Linked DNA regions of Homo sapiens: region 1 is linked to region 2. A link is a loop called in an ENCODE intact Hi-C map of the cell type or tissue named here. Cell type or tissue: endothelial cell of umbilical vein. All regions are shown on one strand. Each heading gives the region's core, and the rest is flanking DNA. Links, peaks and the distances in the headings are about the cores only. Region 1 has its middle 80 kb from the start of GALNT15. Region 2 has its middle 140 kb from the start of MIR563.

Evidence for each region. A loop is a pair of places that touch in the nucleus more often than their neighbours do. Peaks named below come from ENCODE experiments on the same cell type or tissue, not always from the same donor. Only the 100,000 strongest peaks of a DNase experiment are listed, where the experiment ranks them.
Region 1: a loop joins it to region 2, with 29 times the contacts of the local background. A loop is called at or near these places in 1 of 110 quality-filtered maps.

The regions. Positions count from the first base shown.
Region 1 is chr3:16,093,280-16,096,195 of GRCh38, forward strand. No RefSeq gene overlaps it. Among named protein-coding and RNA genes, the nearest start is that of GALNT15, 80 kb to the right of the region's middle. In endothelial cell of umbilical vein, for the core only: no CTCF peak of the experiment used is centred there; a DNase peak (open chromatin) is centred at 1,732.
Region 2 is chr3:16,014,693-16,017,608 of GRCh38, forward strand. No RefSeq gene overlaps it. Among named protein-coding and RNA genes, the nearest start is that of MIR563, 140 kb to the left of the region's middle. In endothelial cell of umbilical vein, for the core only: no CTCF peak of the experiment used is centred there; no DNase peak of the experiment used is centred there.

The DNA.
Region 1 (2,916 bases), core at 207-2,706, 78 kb after region 2:
AATAGTTCGGCAAACTGTTTCTTAAAGAGAAGGTCAGTAAATATTTTAGACTTGCATGCCATACAGTCTCTTGCAAACTATTCAACTCTGCTGTTATAGCATGAAAGAAGCCATAGACAAAATAGGCATGGCCATGTTCCAATAAAACTTTAATTCTAAAAACGGGCAGCTGGTTCCCAGACCATAGTTTGCCAGCCCCTGTTATAGAAGAATATGTACAATGAAAGATGTTGTATTTTAAAAAATACAATCTACCCTCTGCTCAGAGAGAAATAATTCTTTTATAACATATGAATGCCACAGGTATTAAAAAATTCCTCTAAGTCAGAGATGCGGCTGCCTCACAGAACCTTGGGATGCTTAAATGACTTTTCACCATTTTACCATGTCAAGGAGTCATCACAAGTCCAGCTGAAAGCTTTTTAAGCCAATGAAACCTTTCTCCCATTCCATTTCCCACTCCCTTCCTGTCACCTTATTATCCTAGAACATTATCAGGTGAGAATGAAGAAGCCTATGCCACCTTTACTCCCAGCGTGGCAACCTTTGTCTTTAGGCACCCCAGGAGTCTGCTCTTTCTCTCTGGGGCTCCTAGCATCCTATGACCTTCATCTGCCAGCCAAGAACCCTGGTTCTGGAATTTGTTCAACATCTTGGCACCAGCAGGATTGCTTACGCCATCCCATGAGTATAGAATCAGACAAATACCAAAACTGCAGAAAGGTAAAAGTTAAAAATATATGTACATACACGCACACACACATATATATTATATTATATATATATAATATATATATATAATTTTTTTTTTTTTGAAATGGAGTCTCACTCTTGTTGTCCAGGCTGGAGTGCAGTGGTGTGATCTTGGCTCACTGCAACCTCTGCCTCCCAAGCTCAAGTGATTCTCCTGCCTCAGCCTCTCCAGTAGCTGGGATTACAGGCACATGCCACCATGCCTGGCTAATTTTTGTATTTTTATTAGAGATGGGGTTTCTCCATGTTGGTGAGGCTGGTCTTGAGCTTCTGACCTCAAGTGATCTGCCCACCTCGGCCTCCCAAAGTGCTGGGATTACAGGCGTGAGCCACCGCGCCCAGCCGTAAAAGTTAAATATTTAAAGGCTAAAAAGCAATGCTGGCTGTCACTAGCTTGTCAGGGAATGTAAGGTGTTAGTTGCAGGTCATCTTGTCTAACTTAGAAAAGTGGCAAGACAGTGGCCAATGCAGGAGCCTTCAGGATCCTCTGCTAAGTTCCTGGCTGGATTGCCATAGCTCCCTGTGGTTTGCCAGTGCTGAATGCTCAGCTCTGACCGTCGCTTCAGTTCCCTCCATCTGTTTAAAATGCTGCTTCATTCTGTTTTCCATATTCTTATTCTCCCATCCTTTCTCCCTTTAATCTCAGTGTGTGCGCACGTACACACACACACACACACACACACACACACTCTTTCTCTTTTAACACATCTCTTACACAGAATGAATAGAGCCAGAGGCCTTATGACTACAGTTAAACCCACATGAACAGGCAGGAACTGATTTTGTTTTTTTTTAAAGCCCTGAGGTTGAGATTGTTTTATTGCTTAACACAGACCTTCAGTGATGCAGTGTGGGCAGGGGTCCTGGAAAACCCTCTGACCACTGTATGTTTGAGATGGGCCACAGGAGAAGGAATGTTGGAACCACAACTCCCCTACAAACTTGGTAGTTTATCTTCTTCCCTGTGATTTGTCTTTTCCCTTCCCGCAGAAGTTTTCTGTGACAGACTGATTTCCTTATTGAATTAATTACATTTTTCTCCATCTGATTTTGCTGGGAAATTATATGCAGAATGGAAAATATCATGCAGTTCCTTCCTACATAAGCCTGTGTGTGAATGGATCCAGCAAGAATGAAAACATTTAGCTATTTTTCCTGTGGGCTCTTGGTACAGTTTTTTTTTTTTTTTTTTTTTTTTAATAGGTACTGGGGTTTGGATCTAGAACACAAATCAATTGCAAACCAGTGTACCATGGCGTCCTTGTAGCAACCATGCCCCATATCCTGTCTGTGGCCTATTTCCCCGTTAGATTTCACTTATAGATGGCAATGACTTATTGAAGCATTTGACTTAAGCCTGAGAAGCAGGCAGTGTTGTTGGACTGGAAGGAAAGGCACCATTGTTTGGGGGCACAATGGCTGGGATCTGGCATGATGTGGAAGAAGGTCAGAGCCATAGTTCCTCTTCCATTCTGTTCTGTGCCCTCGAGGGATACCGTTACCTGGTGCAGCGGGAAGCCCACACACAGCGGGAGGGCCGGTCACAATGATGCTCTGCTCTAGTGGCTGGAGGAAGGCCCCAAAGGCTCCATGCTGTGCCATCAACTCTTTAATTACCAAATTAAGGGAGGAGTGGTCCAGGGTGTCTTAGGGGAGAACTGAGGTTTCCTGGATGGTGGTGGGGATCTTAGCAACTGGGGTTAGTGATGACTTACCAACCAATATAGAAGCATTTCAATATTTTAACAACTAGTTTGGCTGTATTATTTTGTTTCACCTGAATAATAGTTCTGCTTGGACATGCCTTGTGTATCAGGCCAGGGTCAGTGGTTATGAATTTTCCTGCTCACCATGTGGTAATCCCCAGATCATCCTGAAAGCTCCAACAAATCACTTAGGCTCAGTTACTAAGATGCACCCAAAGCCAAACCAAGAAGTGCAAAACACAAAGATGGTGGAAAATTGATCTGGATAGCAGTGGCAAGAACTGCCCATTTCCCTGAGCACAGTGGTGGCATCTAGTAGTAGAGGGGGCAGCTGTGTTGAGTGTCTACCGTGTGACAGATGTGGTTCTAACCATTCTCACATCTGTTATGTCTTCAGGACCTGCAGTTAGTGAAACTAAATCTGAATCCTTGTAAGTTCCTCAGTGTCTATAAGCCT
Region 2 (2,916 bases), core at 312-2,811:
TTGCTCTCTTGCTGTCTTCTGATGACTGGTTTTGTCTTCTACTTAATCTGCACAAGCAATATGGCCACCGACTGGACCAAAGTTTTATGTGTAGGAGGTTCAGTAGCCTGGAGAGAGACCCATCCCTTTTCCAAAGACTAAAGTCACATTTTCCCAGGGGATAAGATTAATTAGGTTAAATTGTGATGGTGCTTACCTCTGAATTGGCAACTTGGAGCTAAGGGAACAGGATAATATTAAACAAACCACTCTCATGGAAACCATGTGGCTTGAGGAAATGGGAAGGCAAGATCCAGAGAAGCAGGGACAGTGGTAGGACAAACAGTGTATAGATGTCCACTGTGGCTGGTTCTCCCTGCCGTCGTCTTCTTCCTCTTCTTTTTTTTTTTTTTTTTTTTTTTTTGAGACAGGGTCTTGCTCTATTGCCCAGGCTGGAGTGCAATGGCGCAGTCTCAGCTCACTGCAACCTCTGCCTCCTGGGTTCAAGCGATTCTCCCACCTCAGCCTCTTGAATAGCTGGAACTGCAGGCACACACCACCACGCCTGGCTAATTTTTGTATTTTAGTAGAGACGGAGTTTTGCCATGTTGCCCAGGCTGGTCTCAAACTCCTGAGCTCAAGTGATCCACCTGCCTCAGCCTCTCAAAGTGCTATGATTTACAGGCATGAGCCACCTCATCCAGCCTCCCTGACATCTTCTTGTGGCCCTTGAGAAAGGAAATGGAGCAGACTTCTCTGAACACTCATTCAGGGAAGTGGGAATTGATTACTAGCTTGGCTAGTACTTCACCTATGTTATATATAAAGTTTCGGTGCTGCAAAAGAAATAGCACTCCAATATAAAATTTTGTTTTAATTCTCAGCAAGGCCAGGTAATTCTATAGAAGGGTGCGCCCTTACAGATGGAGCAATGGTGAGCACACACCTGGACAAGGGAGGGAAAGGGGTTCTTATCCCTGACGCACGTGACCCTTGCTGCTCTGTTGTTCCCCTATTGGCTAGGGTTAGACCGCACAGGCTAAACTAATTCCGATTGGCTAATTTAAAGAGAATGACGGGGTAAGTGCTTTGGCAGGAAAAAAATGGTTATGCAGGGTGGAGAATGAGTTAGGTCAGAGCAGGTAGCAGGTAATCGGAATGAGTTAGGGTGGAACAGGTGATCCGAATGAGCTAGGGTGGAGCAGGTGATCGGAATGAGTCAGGGTGGAGTAGGTAATCAGAATGAGTCAGGGTGAAGTAGGTAATCGAAAAAGGTTGCTTTATGAAAGTTAAGTTTAAAAGTAGAAGGCAAAGAATTGAACATACTAACATATTAATTCTTTGAAGAGAAATTTAGAATTCATATTTAACAACTTCCTCCTTTTGCATTTTTCTTACAGCTTTCTCTTCAAACTTATTTAACATGTCTTGAGTTAGTTGTTCTGCTTGATATTCTAAAAGAAAAAGCTTCTCTGGGTAAGGTGGAGGATAGTTAAGGGAGGTTTTAGTAAGTGCCATTTTTATGAGCCTCTGCATCTACTTATGGACGCATGGTATGACACAGCTCCTGACAAGAATAAGTTCACCTATTACGGCTACAAGGGAGGTAAGAATTGAGGGGATTATTCCTTTCCATTTACTGAACCACTTCTCTAGCCATCCTGTAAAGGGGTCATTTACCCTTGAGTTGCTGGCTAACTCATTGGATAGAGCAGTCAGACCTTGCAATGCCTTTGTTATACTTCCATTAGGGGCGGTGTTGTTTGGGATGAAGGTGCAACATTGAGTTTTAATCATGACGCAAACTCCTCCTTTTTCTGCTAATATCATGTCTAAGGCTATCCTATTTTCCCAAGCCATCTGGCTAGCAGTAGCCCCTAATTGCTCAGCTATTCTTTTAACAGCATCTTTAGTGTAGTTAATAAATCGCTGTTGGTTGTAACAGATGTAGTTTATCCAATCTAGATTTTTATTAATTGTCACCCACCAAAATATTGACTCAAATCCTGCAGCTGTTTGATTTCTGGCTTTAAATTGATCTGGTATCCCCCATGGGACTCCAACTGTGTCTAAATAGATGTGAGAGTCAAAAGATCCATAAGGGGCTTCTCTCGCTTTACGATGTCTTATTTTTCCTTCTTCTGGTTGATGAAATGCCAGGGTGGAAGGGATAGCCAATTGGATTAAAGCACAAGTGCCACTCCAGTTATTCGGCAGAGTGTCCAGTAAAGGTCCACCACAATACCACCACACAGCCTCTTGGGGATGAACAAGGGCTGACTGATTGCTAAGCTCTTGAAAGTTCTTAAGCTCACTGCATCCCTTAGGTCTCCAAGGAATGCTAAGTTTCCTCCCTGTCGTGAGAGACACAAAGTGAACTTAGTGTTGGGAGACGGAAGCTGGACGGCCCTCTGGGGCTAACCCGCAGGGTGCCGGACTTCGGGATATAGCAGAGCGAGAGCTTGGCATGACTTGTTATCCCAGGCTGTAGAATCCTGGAAAAGAGCTACCGTGCAGCCCATCCTCAGTCGACCAGAGGACCACCCTAGTGGAAAAGGGACAATCTGGGCCTCTGGCCTGCCACGAGCACAAGCAAAACAATTGCTTTTGTTTACATGCAGATGGCATATTTGATCTATTCCAACAAGGCATTTACATCTTGGTATCCTGTCTCAATTGCCAAAGTTTGTTTTAAGTCTTTAACTTCTACCATCGCTATCTTGGCCTTATTGTTAGATGGAGGAGGAACAATGGTTCCGTTGTAAGAGGTTTTGGAAAAAGGCTTAGAGGCAGGTGCAGGTGGCACGGGATCAAAGGAATGCATTTCAAATAATCCAATAGGGTCTGTCCCTGAAACCTCAGCCCCCATACCATAAAACCAGCTTGAAGAAGGTAACTGGCTTAGAAAAGGGGAAGAATTTTGAGGGCTCAAAATAA